Linked DNA regions of Homo sapiens: regions 1, 2, 3, 4 and 6 are each linked to region 5. The links are chromatin contacts, found by Hi-C or POLR2A ChIA-PET in ENCODE. All regions are on one chromosome and are shown on one strand. The core of a region is the stretch at or near the end of the contact, and the rest is flanking DNA. Distances in the headings are between cores, read along the strand shown. Region 1 holds the start of MIEN1 (migration and invasion enhancer 1). Region 2 holds the start of ORMDL3 (ORMDL sphingolipid biosynthesis regulator 3). Region 3 holds the start of EPOP (elongin BC and polycomb repressive complex 2 associated protein). Region 4 has its middle 10 kb from the start of MSL1. Region 5 holds the start of RPL19 (ribosomal protein L19). Region 6 holds the start of CASC3 (CASC3 exon junction complex subunit).

Region 1 (2,700 bases), core at 180-2,679, 530 kb after region 5:
CTGTGCCCCCCACATTCCCAGACTGGACGTATAAAAACACACACTAGTTAGCATTAGTGTTTGTAGCGCCACTTTACTGCCAATAGCTGACATTGCCCTGGGTTAGGGGAGAATAAATAAAATCTGTGGCATCAGACAGGTATTACCGAGGCGAAGAGTGGACTGGGCTTTCGTGGGCACTTACCCTGGGAAGGGGGTATGAGGTGGCTGGAGAAGTGTTCATGGAGAGTGTCTCTCTCCTGCCCCCAAGGCCACGGAATCTTCTATTCCTTCTTTGTACCCAAAGGGCAAAGTGGAGGCCAGGGTCTCTTTGCTAAGGAGCTAAGTAGGGGAAAGAGGCAGGGGGAGCTCCCAGCAGGACCAAAGGGAGACCAAGGTTTGGACCCCAGAACAGAGCAGGAACCCAGAGTCCTGTGCAGTCACAGGATGACGCAGGGAGGACGGCTGTTGGTGATCTTTTCTAGGGTTTCTCCATTACTGGCTCTTCGGATGGCCTCAATGAGCTAGAGGAGTGGAATGACAGGATGATGCACTGTTGGGGTAGGGTGACCAAGAGGTCCTCCCAACGCTGTAAATACTCACATCTTTCTCATAGGGAAAGCCCCCATTCTCCAGCTTGGAGAACACCAGCTGTCCATTTATCTCTATCTCAAAGGCACCTGGTAAGAAATCAACAGATAAATGGTACACTGAGAACATAGGCAGAAGTCAGGAGTTCCTCCAAAGGGGTCCCCCGCCTTCAAGTCCCCCATCAATCCCACTGGAGACCCATTTGTAGCTCCTTAAGCAATTCCCCAACCCTGGGTCAACTCCAGGGAACCTGAGGGAGGCCTCGCCTGTGTGCCCCTCGCAACACTCAATAAAGGACTCCCTCCCCTCCAACCCTACACGATTGCAGTCTAATAGGTTTTTCCCCACAGGCCTCTGTGACACCCCCTGACCTATGGAAGGGAACTCATGTTGGCCGGACATTTTACCATGTGCCAGGCACTGCGGGCACTTTACATAAAGCAGCCAATGTCAGAACTAGAAAGCGGGAGAGCTGGGATTCAGAGCACAGACTGACCCAGCAGGTGTTCTGCGAGCCTCACCTGTGCCCCCGAGGCGCGACTCGATCTCGATGCCCGGATACTGCTCCTTCACAGCACTGGCCAGCTCCAGGTAGGTCGCCTCGAAGCCGCAGGGTTCACTGGGGAGTCAAGAGATGGGGCTGGGCTGGGGATTCGGGGGTGGGGCCTCCCGTGGACCCACCTCCGTCCGGCCCGCGGGACCAGGGTGCGGGTCCTCCAGCCGGGGCCGCTCACCAGTACTCCACCACGATGCGGACCCCACTGCCCGGCTCGACCTCCTCGGGAGGGGGCGCTACGGACGTCTGCCCCGGCTCCCCGCTCATCGCGGCCGGCTCCGCTCGGGCCCCTGCTTCCGGGTGTGACGCGAACCGCGGGCACGTGACGGGGCGGGGCCTCTGGAGCGGGGAGGGGCCGAGGGTGGCGTTCGGGCGCCCCCTGCGGGTCTCCGCCACTGCTACGTTTTGACCTCGTAGGGCAGCTCCGGAGCTCGCTCCCCGGGCAGGGGCTGGGTCCGGTCCAGACCCTCCTTCCCTGGCCCGGTCTCCCGGAGTGCCGGGCTTCCCCACTCCCCACTCCCGGTGTCCGCTGGACTTCATGGCTTCATTTACTCTAATGGACTATCTTAGACTGCAAAGCGCTTTTCAGTTTACAAAAGAAAGAGAAAGTGGTGGGGCAAGCATCCTGGGGATGGGGGTGGGTGTGGCTGATGCATGAAATAGTTGACATTTTCTCGCTAACATGCCGATGGCATTTTTTTTTTTTTTTTTTTTGAGACGGAGTTTCGCTCTTGTTGCCCAGGCTGGAGTGCAATGGCGCGATCTCGGTTCACTGCAACCTCTGCCTCCCGGGTTCAAGCGATTCTTCTGCCTCAGCTTCCCGAGTAGCTGGGACTACAGGCGCGTGCCACCGCACCCGGTTAATTTTGTATTCTTAGTAGAGACAGGGTTTCATCATGTTGGTCAGGCTGGTCTCGAACTCTTGACCTCAGGTGATCCACCAGCCTCGGCCTCCTAAAGTGCTGGAATTACAGACATGAGCCACCGCGCCTGGCCCAGTTTTTTGTTTGTTTGTTTGTTTGTTTTAGTAGAGACAGGGTTTCACCATGTTCGCCAGACTGGTCTCGAACTCCTGACCTCAAATGATCTGCCTGCCTTGGCCTCCCAAAGTGCTGGGATTACAGGCGTGAGCCACCACGCCCGGTGCTGATGGCATTTGGAACCACCCTGTAGTTACATACACAAGTGTTTCTGATCCCAAAGCTCTAAACTGCTTTTTCCAGTCTTTTGCAGCTGCTTCTTGCCTGCACTGGAAAACAGTAGATGCTCTTCAGGCTCTGTGCCCCCAACAGTTTCTGCGCATCCCTTCTCATCCAGCCTCTCACTGGGGGGCTGGCGTCATTATTCCCATTTTGCAGCTCTGGAAATGGAGTCTGCACAAGTCCTCGCTGCCTTTTCCCTGCCTACAGTACCACTATGGTATCCTAACACGCCACCCACTCTAGTGTCCCTTTAGGCTATTTATTTATTTATTTATTTATTTTGAGATGGAGTCTCACTCTGTCACCCAAGCTTGAGTGCAGTGGCGCGATCTTGGCTCACTGCAACCTCCACCTCCTGGGTTCAGGCGATTC
Region 2 (2,700 bases), core at 1-2,500, 730 kb after region 5:
GAGATCAATAAACTAACAAAAAGACTGGCAATGAGGAAACACTCTTGAGACTTTCGTGTGACTATGGATACATATCACTTCCATTAGTAAAACAACCAACTGGCCCCTACCCTAGATGGGGAGAAACAGAGAGAAGAGGCTGGCAGAGGTCGACTAGGTCTACAGGAGTTGAGCCGAAAACTTCTGCTGCCATAGCTGGCAGGTGGCTGCTTAGTGCTGGGCCCTGATGTGGTTTCATAACCTGCCTCAAACCAGAGCCTGCAGCAACTCTGTTGTGTTAACCACTTTTTTGCTGGTAGCTCTTTCCCCCTCCTTCCCGCCCCACCCTCTTGGCTCCACATACAAATATCCGGGCCCAGCCAGTATGCCAGACACTCAAGCCAAGGCTGAGCACCACCAGGGCAGCCACCAGGTGAGCCCTTCCCATTCCCTCCCCCAGGAAAGAGCAGCCCTCACAACAGCAAACCTCCTGTCTTCTGGAAGAGGAGCACAAAACATCCAGGCCTGGATGGGGACCCCAACGGGGAGTCCGGGGCAGCACGTCACAATGCCATGTCCATTCCGCCCACCCCCCAAGCTGCAGGACCACAGCTGATAACCTCTCAACTTTGGCCCAGCCACCCCGACTGGGGGAGGGCGGTAGGAGCGGAAAGCGAGTGCCCAGGCGAACCCGCACTAAGCACAGGAGAGGAGGAGCGAAGAGGCGGAGTCCTCACTGTTGTTGGGGTTTTCTGAGTGAGACCTCGGGTGCGGGGCCGGGGGGAGGGGTCCCGCTCTGTTCCCCAGCCTGGGTCTTCGCACTCGGAACCCGGTCCGGTCCGGGACCCCACAGCCATCTCCACGCGTTCACCCAGCCCTGGAGGCAGCCAAACGTTTATCCCCGAAGCCGAGCCGCTCCCCGCCTCCCACCCCTAGCCGAGGCGCTCCTCCCGACGTTCCACCCCCGGCCTCCCGCTCGCACTTTATTCCTTGGCCACCTCCCCAGCCGATGCACCCCCTCGGCTGATGCACTCCCTCCACCCCCCACTCCCTCTGCCCCCGTCTCTCCAGCCCGGGGCGCCTCCCCAGCAGCCCCCACCTTCTCTCCCGCCCCTCCCGTAGCCCTGGGGCCTCTTGGTTCCTTCCGGGCTCACCGTGTGGGGCCGAAGATCAACGGCCCGGGAACGGTTCCCGGGAGCGGGGGCCGCTGCTGCTCCAGCAGCTGTAACAACCCGCGGCTGCAGCCTCCCCGCTGGCAGCTCCGGCCGAATCAGCGCTCCGCGCCGGTCCCCGTACGTCACCGCCCCGCGCCGGCACGCCCGACGCCTTCTGGGAGTTGTAGTTTCTTCCGCTGGCTCCGGGCCGGCCCTCCCGACGCCTCCTGGGAGTTGTAGTTTTTCCTGGGCTCCGTTCCCGGCCTCTTCGGGGACGCACGGTTGGAAGTTGTACCGTGACGTGATGGTCAGATCGGATGATAGAATTTTGGTGCGTAACAATTCCAACTTTTGCTTCTGTGCCCTTCAAGTGTATTTTATCCGTGCCCCAGTTTTGCAGATGAGGAGACTCGGACTTGTAAGTAACTTTCTGTAGGTCTTTGCTGGGTCCTAGACTGGATCGAAACCCAAATATTCTGACCCCAACTGCAGGATTTTTCCACTGCACCTGGCTGCCTCCGCCCTGGCCCCAGATTGGCTCCTCCAGAAACAGACTAGCCCGGCCCTTTGCCCTGCTGGGCCCTCCTGGGAGAGCGCTTTTCACAACATTGGCTGGGATGAGGGTCTGGAGGGCCCGGAACGGAGCCTGCCTTCTCCTTCTCAGTCACGCTTGGCCCAGGCTGCCCCGGACCGGGCCACATCCTTGGCCGCCCCGCACCTGACGTGAGAAGAGGCTACGTATCATAGATTCCTCCATCAGTAGTAAGGAGCCTGAGTTTCTGTCTCAGGTCAGCTTGTGTGGCTTTGAATGAGAGGCTCTGGTCTGCAGTTTTCACATCTGCATCGTCTAAAGGCAAGGGCACAGACTTTACTGCCTGGTAGACATGGGGTAGGCCCTCCTTTATTGGCAGTGTGACCCTGGGCAAATTACTTGTCTTAATCTCCAATTCCACACCTGTGAAACCCCACCTCCAAGGTTGTGGGAACCCAAAAGAATGTATGTAAAGCACCTGTTGCATTGTAGGAATCTACTTAATATTACTGTAGGAGGTTGAACTAAATGGCTCTTGAGGTCTCCTCGGTTACTCCCATTCTCCATGTCACCAAGAGGTCTTGTCTGGGTAGTTTCAACTCCTTACCCAGCTTCTTTCTAAGTCCACTCTATGCAGGGCAGGGCTGGAATAGCAAGGTCAGATGATGTCATGGCATGCCAACCTGACTCTGAATGGCAGTTCATGGCACCCTGAACTGAAAGTGAGGGAACAGGAAGGAAAAGGCTAGCCCAGGGAAACTGCGGAGCACTTTACTCGGACTACACCTACCTTTCCTTCCCCAGGGGGCTGCCAGGAAACAGTTGTCACACAGCTGGAGTGGGACCCCCAGAGGCACTTAGTGGTCACCAGGCAGGTGGGTATTTGAACCACCCAGAGCAGAACAGGCAGCTTCTTCAATATTTCCAGGGCCAATGGCCCCAAAAGGGCTCATTCCAAGATCGAAATAATCATCTGAGTCTGAAATAGCTCTGCCTATGTCCTGTGGAAGTTTCTCCTGGTTTGTGGAGGTGCCT
Region 3 (2,700 bases), core at 16-2,515, 530 kb before region 5:
CAAACTCGGAGTGTCCAAGGCGAAGCCCTTCGCGTAACACCAAAGTTTCGACCGGCGGATCAGACGATCGAAATGTTCCTGGCGGAGATCTCCGGGTGCGGCCGGAGCCGGGCTGGCCGTCGAGGGGCTGGCCGCTGGAGCCTCGGGGGCGGCCGGCGGGGGGTTTCCATCGACTTCGGCAGGCTGGCCGGGCAGGAACGGCCGCGGCGCCGTCCCGGGACCCGCGGGCTCGGTGGAGAGGCCCGCAGGTGGCGACGGAGGCCGGGAACTGGGTTCCTGAGGCGGGCTGGCGGCTGGGCCACGCTGAGGCTCGAGACCCGGGGCCGGGCGAGGCGGGGCCGAGGCGAAGCTGGTCGTAGATTCCCGAGGGTGCGGGGGCGCAGGGCAGCGGCCCGGAGGTGCACAGGAGCGAACGCCGAAGTGCGGGAAACCGCCTCCGCCCTCTTCCTCCTCTCCGCGGCGGGGGCACGCTGCGACGTCCGCATCCTCGCCGGCGGCGGTGTTAGGAACGCCGGGCCGCCCGGTCGGTGCCCAGAGGTGCTTCAGGCCATCCGGGGCCCAGCCGCCAGGGCGCAGGGGGGCCTGAGGGCCCCGCAGCACTGGGGACCGCGCCGCCAGCTCCCCAGGCCCCGGGCCCAGAGAGGACGCCCGGGGCTTGGCAAGGGCGCAGAAGGCGAGGGCACGCAGGCACAGCGGAGAGAATTCCTGGGTCCCCCGACACGGCTTCCGGGGCGTGGGGGAGCAGGGCGACCCTCGCGGGGACGCCGGCACTGCCAGGCGGGGCGCAGGGCACAGGGTCTCCATGGAGCAGCCTGAGGGGTGCCCACTGAGCGGGTCCAGGTCCCAGCGGCGGGATGCCCTGGCTGCCCGAAGAGCCCACGGGTGAGGGGAACATCGCCCCCCGTCGACGGGGAGGTCTCTGCTCACGGGCGCCCCCGGCCCGCCACCCGGGGCCGCAGAGCTCGGGCTCCCTCTTCGCTCTCCTCACGCGGCCCTCCCGGCGGCCGGACTCCTGGGTCCCTGTGAGTCCCGGCGGGGTCGGCCGCCCTTCTGCCGCCGCGTCCCCTTCGCAACCCCGGCGGGAGACCCTCTCGAGTCGCCCGAAGCGCAGAGGCAGGGGAAACAAAGCGGCCGGCGGCCGCGGGAGGCGGGAAGGACCCCGGGCCCGGCACCCGGTGCCCGGGCCCAGGCGGCGGGGAGGGCGCCTTCCGCCCGCTCGGTTTCTTTCTTCCCCGCTGGCTCCCGGAGACCGCGTTATAGAGAACTGCCCCCTCGCTGCCCCAATACCAGCGCCGGGGCCGCGAGCCCGCCGCTGATTGGGCCGCACCGCCCGTGACGTTAGCCCGGACCCCACCCCTCCGGCGGCACCGCCCCCGTCCCCATTCCGCACACAGACACACACACGTGGACCCGGCGCGGCGGCGGCTGGGAGGGAGCGCGGGAGGGAGCGTGCGCGGGTGGGATCGCGAGCGGCCAGATGCGCCGCCGCACGTGGCCCGGTGGCGTCCTGGGATTTCGTCGTCGCAAAGCCACTCGTTTTTTCCCGAGCAGTCACGGTTTTGCATCTGTAAAATGGGACGGTTCATATCTGCCCTCTTGGGACTAAAAGAGCTATGTGAATCAACGTAGATGAATCTCAGAAATAATGTTTAGGGGAAAGATGAAATGAGGCAATGGTTGTTTACAAGCTTTGCACAGCAGGGATTCTAGCGGGCCGTGAATGGCCCCTAAAACAGTGCGTGGCACACAGTAGGCTCAAAAATGCTGTAATGTATAAGTAGTTAATAATTCAGTACTTGTATGCAAGATGAACAAAAAAAATAAATTTGGAAGGGTGGGAGTGTTATTACATCCATGGAAGCCGATAAATAGGCTGTCTCGGTATCTATTTCCATTTCTCTGATGCAGTATCTAAATACTCCGCCTCAACTAAATTCCGAGGGCTGACTCTGCAACCCCTGACCCCCAATCCCAGGATGCCCCCCTCTGAGGTTTGATCTGCCAAACCGGTTGAAGAGGCCAGAGGAGGGCACGCGCAGACCCTCACTCTCATCTGCCCCAAGGAAAATAAAGAAAAAGTGAATTCCCAGTACAAATTCTGATAATGCAGCACACACCCCCACCCTGTTCTATCCCCTTAACCTTCTTTAGTTTCTGCATAGCTTATTGTTACATAAAAGTCTGTAAATGGATTTATTCTTTAGTGTCTGTCTCTCCCATTAGTCTGGAAATGAGTTGACGAGAACTTTGTCTTGATCATTGGTGCATCCCCCACTGCCTAGAACAGTGGCCAAGATATAATAGGTGCTCAATCAATATGTGTGAATGAATGAATGAGCAAGTGAGCGAGTGAATGAATCCTTGGGATATTTCTCTCTTGATAAAAATCAGGTTATTGGAATACTGCCGTTTCCTATCTGTGGAAATACAGAGATTGGTATGATGACTTGGGGTAAAGGTGTGGAAGAATGCTGGGGGCGGCCCCACAGATAAATATCTTATTCTGGAGCCAGGACAAGAGAGGGTTTCAGAACGGGGACAAATGATGCAGCTTGCCTCCGGGCCCTTCTAGCAGTGACAACAGAGGTGTAGTTTCCCTATGTGTCATCAAATAACATCTGGGAGGACAGGGGTAAGGAGGATCTGCCTCCCCCACCTGCAAAGTCCAGAGGTAAAGTCCCTAGGTGGGGCGAGGGTTTG
Region 4 (2,700 bases), core at 50-2,549, 910 kb after region 5:
GCTTCTCTGCAAGGCTTTCTCTCTGTGCCTGAAAGGCTCTGGGCTCAAGGAGCAGACAGCCCTGCAGGCTCAACTGCAGTGACCTACATTGGCTCTCCCCTAGGCCCTGGGTGCGGGGGCTGAGATTTCAAGATAGGAACCTGGGAATCTGGCACAGGTCTACAGATGATGACATCAGGCAGACAGGCTGCAAAAGTGGCATTGAGGGACTGGACCCTGAGGCAGGGGATGCCATAGGACTATGTTCTCACTTTGTCATTTGAGGGCTTTTTATGGACAAGAGATCAGAAGAGATCAAATGCAAAAACACCTGAGCAGTGACCCCTTGGAGAGGAGCCAGTGGTCCCTGACAGGCCCAGTCTCTATTAATGAGATTTGGGAGTGGTTTCTGCCTGCTCCCTGTTCTTGCTGAACCTACACTGGTCTGCTGCAGGGGACTGGAAAGATGATGTGGAAGAATGAGTTCGGATTTCAGCTGATTTATTTCAGGGAAACGAAGGCTGGGTAAAAGTCAGATATGCAGAAATCCACGTACTCCCAGGCTTAACTATAATATAGAGACCCTGTATTTCTTTAGACTCAATGGTTCTGAGAAGGATCCAGAAGGAGCCCTCAAGATTAATTACCATTTACAAAGTCCTTACCTCAGGACCCTGGCAACTGAATCCCTCCTTCCAGCTACCAGCCTTCTGGAACAGAGAAGGCAGCTTCTGAAATAGGTGCTTTCCCTCTCTCCCACTATAAGCCACAGTGTTTAGGATGACCACTGCTTCCAGATTGTGTGATTTGCCCTGGCAAGGAAATCCTATTGTGGGGGGAGGAAATGAGGCAGTCGTGACACAAAGTGATGGATGAGCCTTTTGCTTAGCAGAGAGAGAGAGAAAGCCGGCAGGCTGTGCAGAACTGAGTGGCTCTTGGGTCCAAAGGGCTTCCCCTTGGCCAAGTCCCACCCCAAAGCCCAGGAAGTCCACAGCTTGGCGCCCAGTCAAGGCAAAAACATTCCTCAGGACTCTGACAGGCTGGGGGATGGTTCCCACCACGAGGATGGGGGAGGGGAAGGAAACACGCGGGGGAGGAAATGACCACAAAGAAGGGGGTGAGGGTAAGAGGTGGGGAGTGAGTTCTCAGTGCCCTGAGTCCCTTTTAGAGAGAAAGGTTGAGGCTGGACTCATTGGCTTGTGAAGGACTTGCAGCTTCAGAGCACATGACTTCTGGGTCACCCTTCTGCTCAGGGTCATCCCTGATGACCCAAGGTGTCCTCTGGAGGCTTGTTAACTCAATCTCCCTCCTTACGCAGGGGCTGTGGTTGAGCTTGGGAGCCCCTGAGTGGCTAAAAGCTGGAATTGCAGTTGTGCTGGGGGAGGAGCCCATCGGGTCTCCCTCTGCCTCTCCACCTCCGCCCCTCCCTTTCCCTCTCCCTAAGCCCAGGACTCTGGAAATAGCACCTGGTAATGGGAGCGCTGACAGATGCTGAGTTATAGGAGAGCAAATGTCCTGGCTAGAGTCCTCAACATTCTAGTTTGATCGCTTTTGGGCTGTTTCCCTTGAAAACACGTGCCCCAGCAAGGATTGAAAAACTACCTATTGGTACTATGCTCACTACCTGGGTGACAGGTTCAGTCATACCCCAAACTTCACCATTACACAATATACCCTTGTAACAAACCTGCATATGTACCCCCTGAATCTAAAATAAAAGTTGAAATACACACACGGAAAAATAGGTGCCCCAGGACTACTTCCATTGTCTTCCATAAATTACTGTTTAACATGCCCCTGGGTAGTGTGCTTCCTGGCTACTGAGATCCCCCTCCTAGGGCTCCCCGGCTTGTAGCTTCTGGACCATTCACTGTCCATGACCCCTATGACCTTGGAGGGAGAAATGGCCCCACAATAATTCTGATTTTAAATTTACCCCTCCCTACCTGCACTACTTAGTCCTAGTTTTCCTCCTCTGAGCCTTGCCCACAACTCCTTCCCCAAGTCAGCCTCCAACCTTGAATGTTCCCTCACCCCCAGTTCCCTACCCAATCCCCCAATCCCACATCTCCTGTAGGGGATAGGAGTGAGGTGAAAAATGGACAAAGCTTAGAAATTTTTCCAAGGAAACTAGTTCCCTCTGCATGGCTTCCTTTGACCTATTTTCTAACTTTCCCTGGTTAGCCCCCTTGTTCCATGTACCAAGGCTTCCCACTGGACTAATTTTTGCTGCCCCGCCCTACTCCTCCTTCCTCCAACATGATCTCCTGGGGCTCTTCCCATCCAGGGAAAATGTTCCCCAGTGCTGAGAGAGGGAGAGATTCCATTTTGGAAACTATGTCAGCTTGAGGAGTCCGAGCTCTTAAAGAGACAACTAGAGTGTTGCTGGGGAAGCGGGTAGTGGTAGTGAGCAAAAAGCAGCTCACCCACCCAGAGGAGGCCCTGTTCCCATCACCCAGCCCATAATTAGGGCATTCTTGGCTCTTGTCTGGAATGGGAGGATCTGAGTGCTCTGCCAACATCATGAAGAACTCAACGGGAAATGGAGTTGGAGTAGAGGTAACCAACTTTGCAGCTGGAAATTAAAATTTTATTCAACTCCACCCCCAAGTAATTTTATTTGATGACATCCTTCTCTTGCATTTGTCTCATCGTTTGATTGTGTAATCCTTAGCCAGGGAGCTATGTAGATATGAAATCATTTTAAACAGAGGCAGCTGC
Region 5 (2,700 bases), core at 56-2,555:
CCAGGAGAGTTCCAACCCTGAGCAGGGTTTCCACCTGCCCCTTGGAGACAAGAAAGGCTGGCATAACCGCAAAAGTATGGGCTTTGCAATCAGAAATATCTGTGTTCTGAATCTGTTACCTTAGCTGTAAAATGAGGGCAACGCTAATCGTGTTGTTGTGAGGAAGTAGCATAAATGTTGCTTCCCTTTCTCTCTCTTCTACTTTCTCAGCCAGGAAAGTTGAGATGAAACGGATAGGGTGATCAGCAGGAACCAATCATGAGTTGGAGCCTCAATTCAGATGTAGACTTCTTAAACCCCAGAATGTTCTTCTTGGATTTTTACATTGGGTGTTCCAGATCAGAAGAAAAGGACTGCTTTTTTTTTTTTTTTGAGACGGAGTCTCACTCTGTTGCCCAGGCTGGAGTGCAGTGGCGCAATCTCGGCTCACTGCAACCTCCGCCTCCTGGGTTCAAGCGATTCTCCTGCCTCAGCCTCCCCAGTAGCTGGAATTACAAGCACGCGCCGCTACGCCCGGCTAATTTTTGTATTTTTAGTGGAGACAGGGTTTCACCATGTTGGCCAGGCTGGTCTCGAACTCCTGACCTCAAGTGATCCGCCTGCCTTGGCCTCCCAAAGTGCTGGGATTACAGGCATGAGCCATCGAGCCCAACCCAATTTTTTTTTTTTTTAATTTTACTTTCTGCAATCATTCATCCATTCAGCCAGTGCGGTATTTCTGAGGTGTGTTCGATCGCGGATCCATGCCTGCCGCAGTACAGTTGTGAGCCAAATGAGACTGAGACTAGTTCCCGCCCTCCAAGAGCTTGCAAGACCCGCAGTGGCGTAAAAACACTAACATCTTTTAGTGATCGATTCTGCACTCCAGGGGTTTTCAATCTACTACAAGAGTGAATAAGAGTTCGCCTTTGTCTGATATCTGTTGTCATTCTCTCTCGCTTCTTTAACTGATTTTTTCTCAGCTAATAAAACATCCACCCACAACCCCCCGAACGCCCGCAAACACCAGGCCACTCTAGCAAAACCTCTCTCACTCCGCCTGCGCAATCCAGCTGACTTCCGGTTACAGATAACCACGTGATTGGGAACCCTTGCTGCGCATGTCTAGTAGGAAGTCGGACTATACCACTTTCCCTACGGAAGGGGTACTTTTTTATGTTTTTAAGTTTAAAACCGATTTCTGATATTTGACTTTTATCATTTCAGGCCTATATGGAGGCTATGAGTGAGTTTAGTGTGGCAGAAGATGAAAGAACCGGACAGGAATACGGACGAAATTGGAGCAGGGTTTGGGCTCTCCCCTTCGCAGATAATGGGAGGAGCCGGGCCCGAGCGAGCTCTTTCCTTTCGCTGCTGCGGCCGCAGCCATGAGGTGAGGGCGAGCTGGTCTCCATCAGGCGCTGACGCGTGTCGACAAGGGACTGTCGGTCTTGGGACCGCAGCTGGGGTTGGGGGAGATGAAATGGAGGCCGCCCTAAAGCGGCCGGTCCCGGGGTTTGGGGTAGGCCGGAGCACTTTCGTCCCGGGCCTCCGGAGTGAGGGGGGGCGGGGAGCGTCGCAGCAACTGAGACCAGGAAAAGTCTGCCCCGGCTGGTGCCGCACCGCACACGTGTCCGGTCGACCCACGCGAGCAGAGCAAACGGAGCGAACAAGACCAAGCCGTGGGCCCTTTCTTGCTTGGCACACCCGGAGCGGAGCCGATCTCTGCTTTCACGTGATGTAGGGCAAGCCTAGTGTAGGCCCCAGGCCTCCGACTGCCGAGAGAGGTGATCTCTAACTCTTGACTCCATTCACTCCTTTGGCCTCTCATAAAGGAAATCTCTGCGAATAGCCGAACGAGGCTTGTTACTGTGATAAAACAGGGAAATAAGCCCAGAAAACAGAGTAACTTGCCTGCATTCCTAGACTAGAAATCAGGTCTACTCACCTCGAATATTCTTTAAACGCTGAGTACCAGAAATGGCATAACCCCCCTATTCAATCCAATAAGTCCTTGGCTTGACTTTCCAGAGGAGAAATGCGAACATGAGGCTCCGAGAGGTGAAGGCATAGCGTGGGTTTTGAAGTCTTAAACCCAAGGGGGCCAGCTGCATAGCCCAGAGCCTTAAAGATGATTTAGGGAAGAGTCTTATTTCGCGGCTGTGGTGTGGGTCACAAAGGGCAGGTCTTGATGGGGACGTTCATTCTTGCCCAGGATTGGCTTTCAGAGTCTAATCATGTTTTCTGTGTGTCTAGTATGCTCAGGCTTCAGAAGAGGCTCGCCTCTAGTGTCCTCCGCTGTGGCAAGAAGAAGGTCTGGTTAGACCCCAATGAGACCAATGAAATCGCCAATGCCAACTCCCGTGAGTACCTGGGATCTGTCTCTTCACCCTACTTCCTTCTTTTCTCCTGCGTCAGATTAATGATAACACAATTGTGTTGACTTTTTTTTTTTTTTTTAGACAGTCTTGCTCTGTTGTCCAGGCTGGAGTGTAGTGGTGCCATCTGATCATTGCAACCCCTGCTCCCAGGCTCAAGTGATTCTCCCACCTCAGCCTCCTGAGTAGCTGGGATTAGAGGTGTGCACCACCACACCCAGCTAATTTACTCTTTATATTTTATTTTATTTTTTTTGGGACAGAGTCTCACTTTGTCACCCAGACTGGAGTGCAGTGGTAGGATCTCAGCTCACCGCAACCTCTGCCTCCCAGGTTCAAGCGA
Region 6 (2,700 bases), core at 109-2,608, 940 kb after region 5:
CAGAGTGAGACTCCCTCTCAAAAAAAAAAAAAATATTTTACTCAGGGAAGAATTCTATGCCATGGTGGCCTTTGTTTGATAACATACATTATTAACGTGCACTCCTGTAGGTGCACTAAAAACTTAGCTCATGCACTTTGTATATCCTTATAATGGTCCAAAGAAAACACACTGATTCTTTTCAATGGTGGCCAATGCCTTGCCAAAATGAAATAATTTCCATAAACCTTAAGAAGGAAATAATGTCAGGATTTTGAATCAACATCTGTTTCTACTGACCATTTATTTTTAAATAGGTTCTAAAATCCTGACAAGGGCAGTAGCTCATGCCTGTAGTCCCAGCACTTTGGGAGGCTGAGACGAAAGGATCGCTTGATCCCAGCCAGGAGACAAGCCTGGGCAAGAGCGAGACCCCATCTCTACAAAAAACAGAAAAATTAGCCGGGTGTGGTAGTGTGTGCCCGTTGTCCCAACTACTAAGGAAGCTAAGGCAAGGAGGTCACCTGTGCCTGGGAGGTCAAGGCTGCAGTGAGCCGCGCTACTGCACTCCAGCCTGGGCAACAGAGTGAGACCCTGCCTCGAAAAAGCCAAAACAAAACCGGTAATACTGGCATCATACCAGCCTGCACTTTGGGACAGGTGATGGCTGGGGTGGGAAGAAACGTGAAGAGGAAATGAGAACACAGAGAAAACGCTGCAACAAGAAGTCCTCTGGCTTCACTGCAGACAACTGGTTTCTCCTTCGCCCGTTATCTTAAACAAGGCTGGTGCAGCAAATCTGACGCAGCACTACAGCTTTTAAGATTTACCTTGATTCGTGATTTTACCAAGCAAAGGAATGCAGTAAATTGACCTGCTTCAAACGTAGGTAGAAGTGAGAAATGGAAACAGAAAACCATGAAACAGCCCTAGTGTTGCAGTGAAGCTGTGACAGGTTGACTCCTTCCACTCGGGAAGCCCAAGATGGCCGGGCCAGGAACCCGGGAGGCTGCTGAAGTCTCAATTCCCCTCGCCCTAGGCCTGCCCAAGGGAAGTCAGGAGCCGCGCCACGCCCCCTTACATCACCGATAGACGTAATCCGGGTCGGCCGCAAACGTGCCGCAGGCCTAGGCCCCGCCCAGTGCCCCGCCCCTCCCCCAACACACACACACACACACACACACACACACACCCCAACACACACACACACACCCCAACACACACACACACACACACACACACACACACACACACACACACACACACACACACAGCGGGATGGCCGAGCGCCGCACGCGTAGCACGCCGGGACTAGCTATCCAGCCTCCCAGCAGCCTCTGCGACGGGCGCGGTGCGTAAGTACCTCGCCGGTGGTGGCCGTTCTCCGTAAGATGGCGGACCGGCGGCGGCAGCGCGCTTCGCAAGACACCGAGGACGAGGAATCTGGTGCTTCGGGCTCCGACAGCGGCGGCTCCCCGTTGCGGGGAGGCGGGAGCTGCAGCGGTAGCGCCGGAGGCGGCGGCAGCGGCTCTCTGCCTTCACAGCGCGGAGGCCGAACCGGGGCCCTTCATCTGCGGCGGGTGGAGAGCGGGGGCGCCAAGAGTGCTGAGGAGTCGGAGTGTGTGAGTGCGCGCAGGCGGGGCGGGGTGGGGACCGGGCGGCGAGCCGGCCGGGGGCGGGGTGTAGGTGATGCTAGGTAGTCTGTGAGTTGATAGTAGATACTGGGACTTTTTTTTGTTTTTGAGAGAAAAGGGGAGTTATCCCAATGCGAGTTTGCATCCGGAGTTCCAAGGGAAGAAGAAGGATTGGGGGTTTCTGGGAGGATGGTAGAGCCGCTGGAGATGGAAAGCGGATGTTTTATTCAGAAGTCGGGGCTGGAGGGAAGGAGACCAGACCTGCCTTGGCTACTACTTGATAAAGATTTACCTATCTCTGTCTCCCTCTCCAACCATTTTGTGCTGAATCTTCAGCTTTTCACCCACATTTCTTTATTGGGCTCCCCACCTCTGGAAATCACAGAACTAACCCATGTCTTCTGCTTTCTTTCAGGAGAGTGAAGATGGCATTGAAGGTGATGGTGAGTAGCATCTTTTACCCCATTAGGACAAGAGTTTTTTTTAACATAAACTCAGGTCATCTATTTCCAACATCGACATTCTCACACACTGTCACGGATTTAGGGCCACAGAGTGCCTTTTTGTAACATAGTGGTTAAGAGCATAGGCTTTAGCAGTATAGTCTTCAGCAAGTTACCCTCTGAGCCTGTTTCTCCTTTTGTAAGTGGGGACTATAATTTTATCCACGTTGTAGGTTGATGTCAGAATTAAATGAGACTCTTAGTCTGACCTGTAATAAGCAGCCAAAAAATGTTTCTGGGTTTCTTTTTTTCCACATATTTCTGTTTTATTTCAGCTGTTCTCTCGGATTATGAAAGTGCAGAAGACTCGGAAGTGAGTATGACAGGTTTTTTCCTATGGTATAGATCAGAAATGCTTTTTAAAAACGTGTACACACCTTCGTTGCAAACGTACCATGACCTCCGTGTTTATCCTCTTGTGTATTCTTCATTTATGCTTCTGAAAAAGTGTTACAGAAGGTCTTGTTCACTTTAGACCTAGGGAAAACTTGGGGCACGCCGTCTCAAGCCACAGGTGTTATACTGTTAGTTGGCTTCTCTTCCTGTCTGAAGAATATGAGGTTCTAAATAAGAGAGTGAGGATA

Evidence for each region. Hi-C counts contacts between places; a loop is a spot of excess contacts on that map. ChIA-PET counts read pairs that join two places held with the same protein, here RNA polymerase II (POLR2A). Pooled maps may share reads with other maps.
Region 1: a map with no recorded cell type shows a loop between it and region 5 (5-fold over the local background). The contact joins the promoter of MIEN1 here to the promoter of RPL19 in region 5. A Hi-C loop is called at or near these places in 1 of 37 single-sample maps with no recorded cell type and 5 of 50 pooled maps. POLR2A ChIA-PET finds 5 or more read pairs at or near these places in 4 of 52 experiments (AG04450, B cell, HEK293 and 1 more).
Region 2: a pooled map shows a loop between it and region 5 (9-fold over the local background). The contact joins the promoter of ORMDL3 here to the promoter of RPL19 in region 5. A Hi-C loop is called at or near these places in 7 of 50 pooled maps. POLR2A ChIA-PET finds 5 or more read pairs at or near these places in 2 of 52 experiments (B cell and BJ).
Region 3: a loop to region 5 is called in a pooled map, with 7 times the contacts of the local background. The contact joins the promoter of EPOP here to the promoter of RPL19 in region 5. A Hi-C loop is called at or near these places in 4 of 50 pooled maps. POLR2A ChIA-PET finds 5 or more read pairs at or near these places in 5 of 52 experiments (AG04450, BJ, activated B cell and 2 more).
Region 4: a loop to region 5 is called in a pooled map, with 3 times the contacts of the local background. The contact joins the enhancer-like site here to the promoter of RPL19 in region 5. A Hi-C loop is called at or near these places in 1 of 50 pooled maps. POLR2A ChIA-PET finds 5 or more read pairs at or near these places in 3 of 52 experiments (CD8-positive, alpha-beta memory T cell, HepG2 and PC-9).
Region 6: a loop to region 5 is called in a pooled map, with 7 times the contacts of the local background. The contact joins the promoter of CASC3 here to the promoter of RPL19 in region 5. A Hi-C loop is called at or near these places in 2 of 50 pooled maps. POLR2A ChIA-PET finds 5 or more read pairs at or near these places in 3 of 52 experiments (HEK293, MCF 10A and RWPE1).

The regions. Positions count from the first base shown.
Region 1 is chr17:39,729,103-39,731,802 of GRCh38, forward strand. It overlaps MIEN1 (migration and invasion enhancer 1), which reads right to left and starts at 1,430. Exons shown (of 4, transcript NM_032339.5): 1 at 1,305-1,430; 2 at 1,092-1,189; 3 at 583-659; 4 at 1-503. The coding sequence starts at 1,393. The coding sequence ends at 420. RefSeq lists a silencer at 1,112-1,671.
Region 2 is chr17:39,926,351-39,929,050 of GRCh38, forward strand. ORMDL3 (ORMDL sphingolipid biosynthesis regulator 3) reads right to left here and starts at 1,251. Exons shown (of 4, transcript NM_139280.4): 1 at 1,134-1,251. LRRC3C (leucine rich repeat containing 3C) reads left to right here and starts at 1,382. Exons shown (of 4, transcript NM_001195545.2): 1 at 1,382-1,464. LOC124903999 (a long non-coding RNA gene) reads left to right here and starts at 370. Exons shown (of 2, transcript XR_007065750.1): 1 at 370-412; 2 at 578-652. RefSeq lists enhancers at 505-1,115, 1,116-1,727.
Region 3 is chr17:38,673,692-38,676,391 of GRCh38, forward strand. EPOP (elongin BC and polycomb repressive complex 2 associated protein) reads right to left here and starts at 1,266. Exons shown (of 1, transcript NM_001130677.2): 1 at 1-1,266. The coding sequence starts at 804. RefSeq lists an enhancer at 1-509.
Region 4 is chr17:40,110,517-40,113,216 of GRCh38, forward strand. No RefSeq gene overlaps it. Among named protein-coding and RNA genes, the nearest start is that of MSL1, 10 kb to the right of the region's middle. RefSeq lists an enhancer at 1-559. Within about 2 kb of position 1,300, at least 33 of the 41 ENCODE cell types and tissues checked have a DNase peak (open chromatin) inside an H3K27ac peak, as active enhancers do.
Region 5 is chr17:39,198,978-39,201,677 of GRCh38, forward strand. It overlaps RPL19 (ribosomal protein L19), which reads left to right and starts at 1,306. Exons shown (of 6, transcript NM_000981.4): 1 at 1,306-1,372; 2 at 2,236-2,342. The coding sequence starts at 1,368. It overlaps LOC124903996 (a long non-coding RNA gene), which reads right to left and starts at 2,237. Exons shown (of 2, transcript XR_007065745.1): 1 at 1,928-2,237; 2 at 1,178-1,821.
Region 6 is chr17:40,139,179-40,141,878 of GRCh38, forward strand. It overlaps CASC3 (CASC3 exon junction complex subunit), which reads left to right and starts at 1,359. Exons shown (of 14, transcript NM_007359.5): 1 at 1,359-1,601; 2 at 2,029-2,056; 3 at 2,392-2,429. The coding sequence starts at 1,371. RefSeq lists enhancers at 970-1,910, 1,376-1,675.